Regions from separate parts of the Homo sapiens genome. Here region 2 is linked to region 1. A link is an interaction called in ENCODE POLR2A ChIA-PET data of the cell type or tissue named here. Cell type or tissue: PC-9. All regions are shown on one strand.

What was found. Peaks named below come from ENCODE experiments on the same cell type or tissue, not always from the same donor. Only the 100,000 strongest peaks of a DNase experiment are listed, where the experiment ranks them.
Region 2: POLR2A ChIA-PET joins it to region 1 with 6 read pairs; 2 of 35 experiments call an interaction of 5 or more read pairs at or near these places.

What each region holds. Positions count from the first base shown.
Region 1 is chr5:58,839,597-58,847,596 of GRCh38, forward strand. All of the region lies in intron 4 of RAB3C (RAB3C, member RAS oncogene family), which reads left to right. Among named protein-coding and RNA genes, the nearest start is that of PDE4D-AS1, 200 kb to the right of the region's middle. In PC-9, no CTCF peak of the experiment used is centred here; a DNase peak (open chromatin) is centred at 4,995.
Region 2 is chr5:59,054,390-59,062,389 of GRCh38, forward strand. The region is part of intron 5 of PDE4D (phosphodiesterase 4D); the gene reads right to left. The region is part of intron 1 of PDE4D-AS1 (PDE4D antisense RNA 1); the gene reads left to right. Among named protein-coding and RNA genes, the nearest start is that of PDE4D-AS1, 19 kb to the left of the region's middle. RefSeq lists a silencer at 7,040-7,240. In PC-9, no CTCF peak of the experiment used is centred here; a DNase peak (open chromatin) is centred at 1,532; H3K27ac peaks cover 1,695 bases.

The DNA of each region.
Region 1 (8,000 bases):
CAACCTCAGGTGATCCACCCGCCTCGGCCTCCCAAACTGCTGGGATTACAGACATGAGCCACTGCACCCAGCCTGATTCCTTTCTCTTTTTTCCTTCATATATTGCCTCTACTAGGGAGTTTTATAGTTTCACAAGTTTTTATTATGTCATTTATCATCTTTTTACTTCCAAATGTAAGACTTCCTTGAACACTTCTTGTAAGGCCAGTCTGGTAATGATGAATTTCCTTGGTTTTTGCTTTTATGTGAAAGATTTTATTTCTCCATCATTTCTAAAGGATGGCTTTGCTGGGTATAATATTTGTGGTTGGGAGGTTTTTTTTTTTCTTTTGGTACTTTAAATATATTATTCCATTCCCTCCTGTCCTATAGGGGTTCTGTGAGAATTTCACTATTAATCTAATGAGGGTTACTTTATATGTGACTTGATGCTTTCTCTGTCTGCTATGATTTTATTAATTATGCTATCCTCATCTTTTCCCTTCTTTTCTGCTTCCCAAAACACTGAAAATATAAATATTTGTTCACTTAGTAGTGTCCCATAAGTCCTGTAGGCTTTATTTATTTATCTTTTTTCTTTTTTTTTCTGCTTATATTATTTCAAAAGCCCTGTCTTCAACTTCAGAAATTCTTTTTTCTTCTTGGTCTAGTCTGTTGTTGAAGCTCTCAATGGTAATTTTTTTATTTTAGTCATTGGATTCTTCAGCTTTAAGGTTTCTGTCTTGTTCTTTTTAATGATACCCATCTCTTTGTCGAATTTCTCATTCAAATCATGAATTGTCTTTCTGAATTCATTGAATTGCCTATATTCTCTTGTATCTCAGTTTTCTTAAGTTTATTGTTTTGAATTCTTTTTCTGGGATTTCACACATTTTCTTATCATTGAGGTCTGTTACTTGAGAATTGCTGTTTTTCATTGACAGTGTCTTGTTTCCTTGCTTTCTCATGTTTGATGTGTCCCTACACTGATTTCTATGCACGTGGTAAAGTCACTTCTTCCAATTTTATGAAGTAGGTTTCATATGAATGAGTTTTAGGGTATTGGTTTGGTAGAGTACATTGGCTTTGCTTCTAGGTGGATGCAACAGTGTACTCTCCATGTAGTTTCTTCAGCTATAATCCATACTAGTAGCATAAGCAAGTTTCTCAGTGGTCTAGGCTGAGAGAGTCTGTGGCACCAGTGGTGTGGCTTTGTAGGATTGGGGTTGCTGGGCTGTTTCTCAGGTTGGAGGCATATATATGCACACAGTGTGCTAGCTAACTTGGAGTCACTGGGGTTGGAGCTATGGTACTGTTACTCTTGCCACAGGCACAAGCATGCAATTGCTTGTCTGACCTAGAATTGTGCCTGCCAGGAGTGGTCCGTGGAACTATTTCTCAGGTCTACATGCAGGTGCAAGGCTCTTCAGTTGGCCTGGGGGTATGCCCACCAGGGGCAACCTGCAAGGCTGTTTCTTAGGCACTGATGGAGAGTACAGGACCATTGGGTAGGCCACAGCCATGTCTGCAGGGGGCAGGGGGCAGGGGCACTGCAGGGCTATTTCTCAGGTCCTGAGCACGGTCACATAGCGACTTTGCTGGCCAGGGGCAGATCAGCTGCTCAGAGACTCAGGTCCTCTCCCATTTAGGGGAGGGCATGTAGCAGTTTGGCTGGCTCAAGAGTAGAGTTGCCCTGGGCAAGATTGCTATACTCTTCCCCCAGCTGAAAGTGTAGTGACAGGAGTTGTTTTCCCTGCTGTGCAGGACCAGAGTCATAGCTGATTCTGGGCCCAGGCTCTGCACAGCTGGGGTTGTGGCATTCAGCTACCTGTATCAGCTTGTTGGAAATAAAATGGAGTCCCAGTGCTGGAGAGGTGCAGTAGATACTGGCCCCCAGAGAAGGGTGGACCCCAGAGGTAGCTCTGGTCTCAAGATGGTGCTATGCTGCAGAAGCTTGGCTCACAGGGGTGTGAGGTATGGGGAGTGCAAACCTTGTGCTCCTGCTACAGGGCAATACAGCTGCATGAATTCCTAGCGGCTCTCCAAAATGGGCTTAGGGTTTGCAAGAGCTTTGGGATTCTCCTCTTATAAGGACTGTAGGTGTTTGTGGTGGCAGTGGGGGCTGGTGGGGATCATTTTACATTTTCTCTTCAGTGGAAAGTCCTTCCTAACTCCAGGCAGATCTGATCCAGTTTGGATAGACAAGTCTGCAGAGATTGGGTGCTTCTACACAGCCCTATGGTGATTTCAAATCACCCTATGTGTGTCTGCAGTCTCTTGCTGCACTTAGCATTCTCCCTTTGACAAATCGTAGCTGTCTGTTCCTTGCCTTGGTCCTTTTCTACTCATGTATTTCTTATCCTATTGAGCTCTCACTATGTGCCAGGCATGTGATGTTAAGGGATACCATTGAGTAAGTACAATGCTCTTTATTGGGATACAGAGCAAGTAAACCTGTATACTCAGCCAACTCAATGCAGGCATCCTCTCATTTCCCCATTGACCATACTGGGCAGTAAATAATCTCAATCCTTGACTCTTTTTTTCCTTGACTTCACACAAATCAACTCCATTTTCTTTTAATGGTTTTACCTTGAAATTTTTATCATTTATTAGACTACTGATAAAAGAGAAGTCTTACCCTCCATCTGAGAAATTTGGAAGACACTCTAGTCCCTTGATGGATTTTGAGAAGTGTGCTGTTCTCACCAGAAAATCGTTTGTTCATCCTATCTTGGAGTGAATTCCTTCTGCAGATGGCTAATCTCATGGACTTTGTGGCACTTACTTAATAACTTTATTCTCAGTGGATGACTTTTTCTTGTCTCAATCCCAAATCCCAAAGATATACTCTCTTTGATGCCTGTAGGCACCTGCTTTCAGCTGTGTACAGACTGACCCATGATATTTCATCCGTGTAAGCCATTAGAATAGTTTTCTCCACTAAATCTTGGTACTATGCCCTATTGTCTCTATTTTACCCTTAACTTTACTTAACTGGCATTTGCATGGCTTGGCTTTATTTGACAAGGAAGTAGCCATCCTAAGAAAGATTCATCATCATCTCATCCTCTGCCTTGAGAGTTCAGTGAAAAAGCTAGCTGCTTCTGGAGAGAGTTCCTTTTCCATATTCAAACTTCATCAAGACAAGGGATGATTTAATTACGACTTTCAGAATTTGTCACTATATAAAGTAAAATCATTTGTATGAAGCTTCACATAGTGTTCTGTGTCTAGGCTGTGTTACTATTGAAAGGAGGTAGATATAGACCTCGAGAAGAATTTCTTGATTTTAAGAATTGGCAGATATTAGTACATATTAGAAAGGATAAGAAATCCCAAGAACTTGTAAATGAAGCCAACAGCTAGTGGAACACTGCCAAAATATAAGAAGATGGACATTAGGGATGTACAAAGGTTAAGAGTGTGGACTTTAGAGTCAGATTTTAGATCTTGTCCTGGTTTACCAAGTGTGTGACTCAACCATTTTCGCAACTGTAAAATGAGCCTTGTAAAGTCATCTACTTCATGGGGCTGGTTACAGGATTAGAAAATAAATGCAAAAAGGCCTAGCGTAGTATGTGCATATAGTATGTACTTAATAAATGTTAGTTACATTTAAGATTCCATATCCTTTGATATCACAATGAAATTTCATTCATTTGGGCCCTAGTAATTAAAAATGTATTACACTATTTGCTCTATTTCATATGTATCCTCCACAGCAAAAATAACTTCCTAATTGATAATGCATATGTTATTGTAACCTGAAAATCCTAAACAGACAGAAGTTATCAATGTTTTTGTTGACAATTCATAAATAGGCTGAGCTGGAAATTGTCTCCTTTATCATTGAAAGCCTATTGAAATGTTAAGAAGTTACAAGGTTATATTTAACCCATTTCAGAGAAAAAACTCTTTTAAAACACTTAGCACTCTTTGCATATAAGCAGCCACTCTGCCAATCATAAATGATCCTTATCTCTTTATTAAAACCAATATGACAGAACATTGACTTCTCAGCACTTTAATAGTTCTTAGTTCAGGTGTTGAAGTGTAACGATCTTGCATTTCTTCAAATTTTTTCAGAAATATGTCTTTCCTTGTGAGTAAATAGAGCTGGTTTAATTTGTTTTATATCATAAATTTCCCACAGGGCAAAACCAAAACGATATTTTGTGAAATTCCATGCTTGGTAAACTCCATCTAAAAATGATATGGCTGACAGAATTGTTCACTGGTTTAGTCACGTCATAACTAAAAACAAAGGAAAAGTGATTCTCTTTCTCTCCATTTCCCCATTAACCCCACTACTTCTCCCAGCCAATTAACAGAAATCTATTCTTTAATTAACCCTATAAATATATACACCTACTATATACCCACAAAAATTTCAAAAGTTAAAAAAAACCTTTTAATTAGCCAACATCTACTGGACACCTGCTCATGCTGGGCACTATGTTACTATCTCTAGAGATATGGAGAAGCACAGTGGAATGTACATTCTAATTGCGGAGCAAAACACACGTAGTATGGAGGTGGTCAAGGAATGAGGGGTGTTTGCTTTTGGATGCAAAGTTTCTTTCTGGGGGGTGATGACAATGTTCTGAAATTAGATCATGGTGATTAACCTTTGTACATCCCTAATGTCCATCTTCTTATATTATGGACCAGGATTTGTTAAGGCCATAGACTGACCATTGCATAGTTTCAGAATTCTAACAGAAGTAGGAAAATGCTACCATCTGGTCATGCCTGGCTAAAGACACAGACTCAGGGGCTGAAATACCATTTTTTTAGTAGCACTAGCCTTTGGTTGAGCTCCTATTCTTGCTTTTCTACAGCTTTGGTCTGCAATTTTGGCCCTTCTTCAGGCAAATTGATCAAAAGCCTTACCTCCCACTTCTCTTCCTAAAGCCTGTCTCTGGGCTGGGGCCCAGTAGAGGACGAGCTAATATGCCAGTTTGTCCTGCTGCTCAGCAATCCCTACTTCTGGCTCAAATGTCACCCACCCGGTAGCAGAATGACCTTTCCTTGCAGTTCTGGCCCATCCAGTTCCACAGGAAAGGGGAGACAAGACATTGCAACTGTAACTAGAATCTGGAAAAAGAAGATTTTCTCATTTAGGAGCTTGGGAATAGAAACTTAAGAACAAATCACAGATTTTTAACAATTGGAGATGAAAATAATTTATTGCAGTGTGACTTTAGTGGCTATTTCCTCTCTACAGAAAAAAAAATATCACTTGTGATTTTTCTTTCAAAGTAAAGTTTAAAAGATCAGAGTGCCCCAAGCGATGTTTCCCTGGGGTTAAAAAAGGAGCAACAGTGCCGCAGAACATCTCATAAAAACAAATGGCATTTCACAATATGGTGTAGCTATTGATGGGTGGAAATGAATCAAGTGTTTCCTGTAAGATTGTTGTAATGCACTGGAGAAAGCGGGGGAAGAGGTGGTTAAGTGTGCAATACTGTGATTGTGATTATTACCATTAACACAATGCAGTCACATGTGGAATGGAGTCCCCTAGGGTGCTCTGACGTTCCAGTACTCTTCAAGCGCCAGAGTGACATCCTGGAGCCTGCCACCTCAGTGAGCAGCACACTTCTGGCCTAAGGCCCTGCTTGCTGCCCTGTGGGTATCAATGTGAAAAGGCCTCAGCCTTCTCTGAGGCTTCCTTTGCTCTAAGGACCTCCTGGGAGCAAAGTGGACAGAAGAGTGTCGGCAAATCAGGCCTGCGCCACAGCCAGGAAGTGTGGGTTCATGTTCTTCACGTGCACCGGAAGGTATTAGAATGCCCTCCTTGAAAAGCAGCTGCTCTTTCATCTCCATTGAGACCAGAGCAAAAAGGATTAGATTTAAACACCTGTAAGAAGGGTTCTTGTTGAGCATGGGAACCATTTTGTGGTAGGGGATTCTGCCAGTCACCAGAATGGTTTCCCCAATCGGCCATGGGGTTTCTCAGAAAAATCTCTAAGGGCAACGTACATTCTCATTCATTTAGGACAGTGATTCTTACTATATATATATATATATATGTGTGTGTGTGTGTGTGTATATGTATATATACATATATATACATATAGGTATACATATATGTATATATGTGTATATATAGTTTTATAGAGGTATAATTCATATACCATAAAATTCACCCATTTGAAGTGTACAATTCAGTGGTTTTTAGTATGTTCACAGGACTGTGCCACCTTCATCACAGTCAATTTTGGAATATTTTCATAACCCCAGAAAGAAGCCCCCTGCCCATCAGCATTCACTCTGCCTTTTCCCTCACTCTCTACCCCAGCCTAGGAAGCTACTAATCTGCTTCCTGTCTTATAGATTTACCTATTCTGGGCATTTTTTATAAAATGGTCTCATATGAGATATGGTCCTTTATGTCAGGCTTTTTTCACTTGGAATACTATTTTCACTGTTCATCCATGTTGTAGCATGAATCAGTATTTGTCTTTTTGTGACTAGCTTATTACACTTAGCATAATGTCCTCAAGGTTCATTCATGTTATAACGTGTGAAAATTTCCTTTCTTTTAAAATTGAATAATATTCCATTGTTTATGTATAACACATTTTGTTTATCCATTCATAGGTTGATAGGCACTTGGATTAGTTCTACCTTTTGGCTATCGTGAATAATGCTGCTCTGAACATGGGTGTACAGAGGAGGGTAAATCTTAACCTTAAATGTGCGTAAGAAACCTCCCAAGGAGCCTGTTAAAAATGCATATTCTGAAGCCCCATACACCCCTCTTGATTCCCATTGTTCAGTATGTGTAGAGTGGAGTTCAGAAACTTTTAAGCACTTCAGGTGATTTGCTCTGTCACCCAGGCTGGAGTGCAGTGACGTGAACACTGCTCACTGCAGCCTTGACCTCCCAGGCTCAGTGGTCCTCCCACCTCAGCCTCCCGAGTAGCTGGGATTACAGGATTGTGGCACCACACTCAGCTAATCTTTGTATATTTTGTAGAGGTGGCGTCTTACTATGTAGGCCAGGTTGGTCTTGAACTCCTGAGCTCAAGCGATCCTCCCACCGTGGCCTCCCAAAGTGCTGGGATTACAGGTGTGAGCTATGGCACCCAGCCCATAATTTAGGTGATTCTAATGAGGGTGAACCTCCAATCCTATGAAGTCAGGGTGTAGAATCACAGCCGTTTGTCACTAGAGTGTAGTCTGGCTTACACTGCCTCTCTCTGCTTGCTCTTTCAGTGTCCACCATGAAGAGGACACAGGTTGGCTTTTGCTTCTGCTCCTCTTTCCTCAGCATAGCTAACATGTTTTATCAAACAAAACCTTTCCAAGCTTTTATTTGGTCCCTAACATCAGGTGAACCTGAAGGGATTAGTGTCCCGCTGTACCTGTAGTGGTTTTTGGAAAGGGTAGGAGTGACCCTTTCAGGATCAGGCATGAGGAAGCCTACAACAGAGATGTGCTGGACCACAGTGCAAAGCTCATGCATCTCACGAACAGTGCCGCCTGCCTCTGCCAAAGAGATTAGAAAGGCTTTGTTAAGGGAAGGATGAGAAAGAATGATCAGAGTTTCTACAGTTAAGTGAAAGGCTTCACTGATTTGCTGATGAAGAAACCTACATGAGCTGAAAATACTAATTCTGGATGATGTAGTCTGAGAGACAGGTGTTCAAGGCTGTAAGCTAAATCAGTAACTTATTTATCAGGAGGTCTTTGTCAGACTTCACAATCGGCTTGCTGTGTGACTTTGGGCTACTTATTTGATCTTGCTGAACCACACTCTTCTACCCAGTAGATTGGAAGTGATCTTCAAAGTTATAAGACTCTGTTTCTGAAGTATCATTGATCCAGCTTCCCACTGACGTTGGTGTGTACGAATGGGAGATTAAAGATTTCTCAGAACAAGCTCAAAATACTGAGAACTGATCTCAAAATACAGAGATACTGGGAGGTAACAGCCATAAAATCTGAGTTAGTGAAAGAACAAAGGCTGTAGTGGTTGCATTAGTGGTTATAACTTAGGCCATGAGCTT
Region 2 (8,000 bases), 210 kb after region 1:
TTTGAAGGCATGTGGATGCTGGCTTTCAGTAATATAAAAAAAATGTACAAAAAGGTTTTATACCTATATTTATTTTTAAAAGGTAGAGGAGAGCAGTGGACTCCTATTTAAAGAAACTCTTGTGTTTTATAAATAATAGTCATGGCAAAATTTGTTTACAGTCTTTAACAAACCATGCATTTCAGTATAAATTAAACCAATAAAAAGAATTATATATATAAAATAAAAAGGAAATGTATATATAGGAACAGTATATACCATACACATAAGAGTAAATATATATTCGAGCCAATACAGAGAATTGAAACATAATTTAACATGAAATAACATTTATCCTTACTATGTATGATTCACTCTGATGTTTTCTATTTTATTTAATTTTAAAGTATTAATTGTGACCCCTTAAATTGATTTTGAAATCTACCAATTGGTTTGAAAACACTGAGGTAAGAAATTACCTTGCTTAATAAATGTTAGTTTTGTTTCCCTCTTCCCTCTTCCTCCCTTTTTATAATTAAAAAACTCTCCCTCTACTTCTCTACTTCACGTGAGAGTAGAACACATAAAAAGATTTCAGTTAACTACTGTGCATATTTTTTGAAGTAATTTCTCCATAATGTGTGAGTTTTCTCAGGGTACTACAAGTTTACCAACAGAACACATAAAGCAGCGGCCACTCACTGAAATGCCTATAGGAGACAGATAGACCATATGAATGAATGAATGACATGGTTGCTGGGCATCCTGGTTGCAGTGGCTAGAACTGTGGAGGGTAGGAGCAGACCACCATATATCCTAGGCATTTCATTGGCAAATGAACAGGAGAAGGACACCTTTCCGTTTGGCCCTCATTTTCCTAGATCTTTCCTCCCTTCCTCTGTCAATCCCTCCTACATAGCCTATGTTCCCAAAGCACCCCTTGTATTATAATAATAATTATTATGATATCTGTCCTTAATCAAGAACTTATACTGGATTTTTAATGCCTTTAGGTCTTCCCCAAACTTCAGTTCATCTATTCGAAGTCCCTATAAAATCTACCTCCTTAGACTTGTCTGCCCCCATTATTCCCCTGTGGTTGACCTCACCTCCATCTCTATCTTTTGTCAGCAAGTTTCCTCAGAGTTCCCTCTCTGCATACTTGTTCATGCTGGGTTATTTGTTTTTGCCACTTGATCATCTAGACCTTTTTCCCTCTTTCCCTCCTTCTATTCAATTTCTGCCTTTCACTGCTGTACAAAGGAGGGGCAGGGAGGCCCTCCAGGGTGGAGGGAATCAGTCTTGAGATAACTGAGAGATTCAGGGTGATGAGTCCCAAAGTTGAAGAGAATCCACATACTTCTTCTGTTTTTGTTTTACCTAGCAAGGAGCCTTTTCTATAGACAAAGTTGGGAAACCAGAGGTTATGACGTGATTCATCTTTGCCTACTTAAACTTTAGCTTGATTCATCACTTCTCAACAAATACTTGTTGAACCCCACCAGTAATACGAGAAGCTTGGTATTCTATGAGGTGCTCAACTTCCAAAGCTTAGTTCAGAAGAATTCTGGCCTCAAGGCGTCTACCATCTAGAAGCAAACAACTAACAAATGAACAAATGCAGTGATTTCAAAAGAAATTAAGGTGTGCTGTGGTAGAGGCATGCACAGGTCAGAAAAGTTCAGAGGTTCCAGACAGGCTTCCTGGGGAGGATATCCATGCCCCGCCTCCACCTGGTAGTTCATGATCAGAGTTTGCAAGCTTGGCTGGGATAGAGGGAATAGCGTGTGAACCACAGAAGGAGTGGATCTGGTGGCTCAGACACGGCAAGAACCAGCTCATGGCACTAGGCTGCAGGCACACCATGCACAAAACAGTCTTTTCTTTCCCCAGTTCTCCAAATTCTCTAAAGTGGAAGCCTAGGGGTGAGGGTAAGAAGGAGGTAGGAAGCTACAACCACTGGAGCAAAGGACGAAAGAAGGGGCTTGAGTGTCTAAAAGTGCAGAAACTCAACCGACTGGACGCTGAGACAATGTTTAAAAAGGAGTTTTTTTGTTTGTTTGTTTTCTTGTGTTTTTTTTTACTTTAAGTTCTGGGATACATGTGCAGAACGTGCAGGTTTATTACATAGGTATACATGTGCTATGGTGGTTTACTGCACCCATCAGCCCAAACTAGGTTTTAAGACCCGCATGCATTCGGTATTTGTACTAATGTTCTTCCTCCCCTTGCTCCCCCAACCCCCACCAGGCCCCAGTGTGTGATGTTCCCCTCCCTGTGTCCATGTGTTCTCATTGTTCAACTCCCACTTATGAGTGAGAACATGCAGTGTTTCGTTTTCTGTTCCTGTGTTAGTTTGCTGAGAATGATGGCTTCCAGCTTCATTCACGTCCCTGCAAAGGACATAAACTCATTCTTTTTTATGGCTGCATAGTACTCCATGGTGTATATGTGCCACATTAAAAATGACTTTTTAAAGTGGCAACTGTGGGAGGCAAAGGAGAAAAAACAGGAGCTGCCAGATAAGGGAGTGAAGAGAACCCAGCACTTTGAGAATTCCGTTACATTTTGCAGCTTGAATTCTTCACTTTTTGCTCCCATTATGTGCCTCTTTCTCCTCTCCATGAACTGGGCCCTGTGGACCCAGGATCCTGCTGTCTTTGCAGGGCAAAGAATGGTTAGAAATGAATTCATTAAGGTGAGAAACCATTGCTGGCATAATTCTCCTTCACGGAAACCTGGCACTTAAATTTAACCTGTTTGGTTAGATCCAGCTCTGCCTCCCCCATTTTTTTCTGCAGAAACAAGGCTGGCAGATCCCTGTTCCTCTTAATCCTTGAATGGACCAAATGCTGGGTTATGCTGGGGCAGTGAGGGACCTTACAAACACTGAAATTTAAGAGAACAGTTTTTGGAGTAAGGCAGTCCTTGTTTCCAAATCTGAGCTTTGCCACTGATTGACTAGCTTGGCACCTTATAAAAGTGAATTAACCTAGCTTGTTTTCTAATTTATAAAATGGAGAAAGCAGTACCTATATCACAGTATGATTCTGAAAATTATTTAAATAGGACTATGTATGTAAAGCAGTGCCTGAAAAATAGCAAGTGGTCCTAAAGTCACTATGATGATGAATTTTATATGCAGGCACCTAGAGCATGTTAGGATTTTTGGGATCTTTCCCAGCTCACACTGAAGCTTCACTCTTCTCCAACAGTCTGTTATCCAATGCTGGATAACTGAGATAGTCTTCCCAGCATTTATCAATGTGGTTAGGAACAGTAATCCTGGAAAGCATTCTCAAATTATTTATCTAATTAAACAAGCAAACCTTTTTAGCCCAGACATCCTAAATCTCTGTAGCTTGTCTTCGCTGATTTGGTCAGAATAGCTCAGATGGTAGGAAGGGCTTTCTGGGTAGAAAAAAATAAATTAGCAGTCTGGAAAACAAAAGATCTCTGCTTAAAAGAGTCTCTAAAACAGCCTGATCAGCCTGTGTATTTTGCCATATTATCTAGCATTAGTAGGGGACTGGGAAAAATCCAGGGCTCCTTGTAGAGATAGAGACTGGCAAATATTATGTTTGATGCATGAGAACCAAATCAGAAGTTAACTCTTTAAGTTATTAAATCACTAAACAGTCTATCACAATTATGTGTTTATTACTAGACTGAATTTCTCTGGGGCTGGAACCATAATGAATTCATTTTTTGATCTCTGGTGCTAAACACTGGCTGTCATATACTAGGTATCCAATAAATGTTTGTTGAATGGAACTGAAAAAGCATGAAACACTTCCCCTGTTAAGGCTTCTTTTCTATAATATTTCCATAGTTTCTAATGCATCTGAGAATCATTAACTGGACTGTTAGAGGAATATGAATATGGTTGAGGGAGCTACAAACTTCATGCTCTGAGATGTCACATGATTAGTGTAACTTTTGTTCCAGGGGAGAGAAATCCCTAAGAGAGTGACTGTTCTCCATGCCCACCCACCCACAGTGTCCTATAGAGCCTTTCATTCTCCAGATGCCTATAATGACTATCACATTGATTTGTTTACATATCTATTGCCTTGTCTTCCTTATAGGTACAGAGTCCATACATCCTAATTGGCCTGGAACTTCCAAGGTCTATGCCTGTTATACCAGTGTAATTATGAATAGCATTGCCTTTCATTCTAAAAAGTGTTCTGGTTTGAATGCTAAATCATCTAGACACCCTACTTATGAGAGGGTTCACTGTACATCGTTTAGTCCCCCAACTCCCCTCCCCTTGGAAATCTGGGTACTACCCTCTACCGGGGGCTTTCCACTATGGAGGCAGCTCTCTCAATCACAGCATTCAGGAGGTGTAAGTCCACTCCCAACAGAACAGACACCTGTCTACAAAGAGACTCTTGGTGGAAGAAAAAAAAAAATCACTTCCGTAAGTTTAAGTCTTCCTTTTAAACTTGGGTCTCTTTTGCACATCAGAAACAAAGAATCTCTAATAATTACATCCCTAAATGTACTGAAGTCTAGAAGACATGCCCATTTGAAAACTCTAATCTAGTAATTAAAGCTTCTCAGGTTAAACTGCACCTTAATAATGTAGCTTATTTTGTCAAGATCAGTTAAGGCCCTGTAATGTGATTTGGAATAAATGGACAGACAGAAATTAAAATGTGCTGGACAAGGTAATCAGAAATCTCACTTCATTTAGTCAATAACAATGGCAATTCAGCGGGTTCCTTTTACTACTGGGATGTAATTGTGCTTGGCTTTAATTTCTTGTAATGATGGAACAAATTAAATTACTTCATACTTTTAGGAACATTTGGCTACATCATGTTTTGGTGCTTCCATAAACCCCACTGGAAATTAAATCAGCTCTGTGGTTGCTCATTCTCCCTCTTTAGTGCCATGTCTGCCTTCTGTCAGCAAAATGGTAATATTGTCTACCTTAATCCACCAGATGCAGTTGAGTTAAAAGAAATTACCTCTCCCACCTCTTTCCTTTCAAATCTCCCTATTTGTAGCTATCAAATTTTGGCATGCCTGCTGGAACACAGTCTTGTTAGAACAAGCACGGTAATTCTCTCGTGAGACTTTAGGACTCTCTCTACGACAAGGTCAGAATGTACCTGTGATTCAAATTTAGATGAGGATATGAGTTGGTAAGAACATGAAGAGCATCAGACAGTTTTCAGGACACCCACTACTTTTATTTTGTGCTATCAGTTTTTCCTTTCCCAAATTGCAGGTGGAGATGCAATCTTTAACGCTGGAAATCTCTTGCTATATGCCATTAAAATTAATTAGTCTAGCACATTTTATCTTTAGGCCCTTACCTAGGGCAGGTAAAATATTCTAGCACAAAATAACACAACTTTCCTGAACACCATGGCTACTAAGTTCATATGGTAAAGATTATACTATACATTACCTTGCAAATAGAGTGTTGCAGACTGATATTAAATATTTAAAATGTATGCAGGATTATTAATAGGCAACATTGTGGCAGAGACTGCTAAATGTCCCCTAATATTGATGCTTTTCTTCATCACTTGTTTTCAAATACCTGTTTTCATGTAAGCATGTGACTGCCCAAAATAGAGAAAATTCACAGCCTCCTTGGTTGCCAGGTGTTGCCATATAACTAAGTTTTGGTGAATGAGTTGGTAGTAGAAGCGTTATGTAGATATTATATGATGTGCTAGAAACTTCCCTTAAGAGAAATTTGTCATCTATCTTTTTATCTGCCTGTATTTATTGTTTTCTCTTTCCTACTGGCTAGAATGTGAAGTTGATGGCTGGAGTCGGAGCAGCCATATTGGATGGTGAGTTGAATTTAGCAACAGAGGCTACACCTCACAGTGCAATAAGATGGAAAGAGCACGTGTCCTTGAAGACTGTACTGGATAGAGGTGCCATATTAACCTCGGACTGCCAACTTTCAGATTTTACATGAAGGAGAAATATCTGTCTTCCTTAAGCCACTTCTATTTTAAATCTCTCTATTTACTGCTGAATAAAATCTCAACTAACGCAAACACCAATAACAAAAAATTCCTATTCACTCATGATATAGGATTATACCTTAGTCTTTTTTGTGTCATATATCTGTTCATTCACCATTTTTGCTTTGATGTTCAATAAACATCTCAAATTTAACATATCTATAAAAATTTTTTAAATTTTACGTTCAGGGGTATATGTGCAGGTTAGTCATATAGGTAAATTGCATGTCATGGGGTGCTGGTGTACAGATTATTTCACACCGAGGTAATAAGCATAGTACCCCTACAGCTTAGTCTTAAGAAGAAGTATGTTCACATAGGCCAGGCTGAGACTTGGATGTTGGATGACTTTCTTCCAGCTTACTCTGATTTGAATATATTGTGTGGTAGTAGATGGCTAAACTGCTTGCTCCAAAACTATCTGACAATGCTTTTTAGAAAGTCTGCCAAACAAAACTACAAGAATCACCCTGGAGCTTCCCTTAGGCTTCAGATATTTGTCTTCCCTGCCCTACTTGGAAATCATTCCAGCCTGGAAGTCATTGTGAGGAACCAAAAAATGGTCTCCCTACCATGAAGAATAACACTGCTTCCATTGTTGGGAGGCTCTCCTTCCTACAGGCACTGTCCCTCACTCATTAGACACTTGAATAATAAGGATGTTCATATATTTATTGGTGTTGGTATCAGTTAGACAGTTGAATGATACAAATGTTCATATATTTCTTCTTATTCAATAGTCTCACAAGAACACTATTCTTGTAAAGTCATTAAAAACTGGATGGTCTTTTCATAATTATTTCCATGATTTGTCATCTAAAGCCAGTGTTCTCTCCTCCTGTCAATCTGATAGCTTTAAAGCTAAGTTCTGGGTGGGTCCAAGTCATGCCTGAAAGGTTTATCAAATGACATATTGCAGTCATATGGTCGGAGCACAAACACCTCTGAATGTACAATATTTTAAAGCAAAACAGTTTATGTGTAAGCTCTATGAGGTTACGGACCATGACTATCTTATTTATTACCAAATCCCCAGCTCCTAGAACAGTGCCCCTCAATATAAATCTGTCAAATGAATAAACGAAGAGTTTGCCTGCAGTAGTAAACTTGTTATTTGCACACACTCGAGGCCCACCTCTATGTGTACATTGTCAGTGAGTCAGCCTCGTGGATGACTCTGCAGGACTGTCTGTATAACATCCACTACAGTTACCAGGGGACCCAATTTTCATAAATTGCTCCAGCATCACACCCTCCTCTTACAGAGACTCTTCCTGTCCATTCTAATCCCTGACACGTTGTCATCCTCACTCAGATTCCCCAATAGATAGAAATGCTGTTAAATATACTTGGGTAGAGAGGGATAGGCATGCTCAAACTCGTTTTGGGAAAAAAAATTGCAACTGTCAGAAATGTGTTAGCTATCTTCACAGATTATGAAACATAAATATCAATTATCTGTTCACAGCAGTGAAAGCCTGCATATTTTTTTAAGATAGCAAGTATAAAACGGCTATAAGTACCATGTTGAGTAGAGACCTACCACCGAAGTAGAGACCTTCACTGAAATAGTGAAGGGATGGTTGTGTTGCAGGGTCAGAATGATTACCCACTGGTTGACACTCCCTCCAGGACTAAAGGCAGCATCACCAGCGTCCACTCTGCTTCTCCACTGCTTACTGTTAAGGAGCAAGGCAATAGCATTATCTAAGTAGGAACTACTTCATTCTTTCAAAACCTGGAATCGGCTGATCAGAAGAAGAAAAACAGTATAAAAATACAGAAAGACAAGATTCTCTGGCTGTCCTAATGAATGCTAGCTAGCTATAATAGCATGGATAAGACATATAACCAAACATATAAGATCTATTAATTAAGGGGAATCTCTATTTGTATTAACTCATCTATTTTCTCTAAAACCAGTATTTAGTTATCTCCCATACATTGGCATATTGTGTATATTTGCAGAATTCAAAATGTTACTGATGTGACTTTTTTCCATCAGACATCTGAGCTATCCCT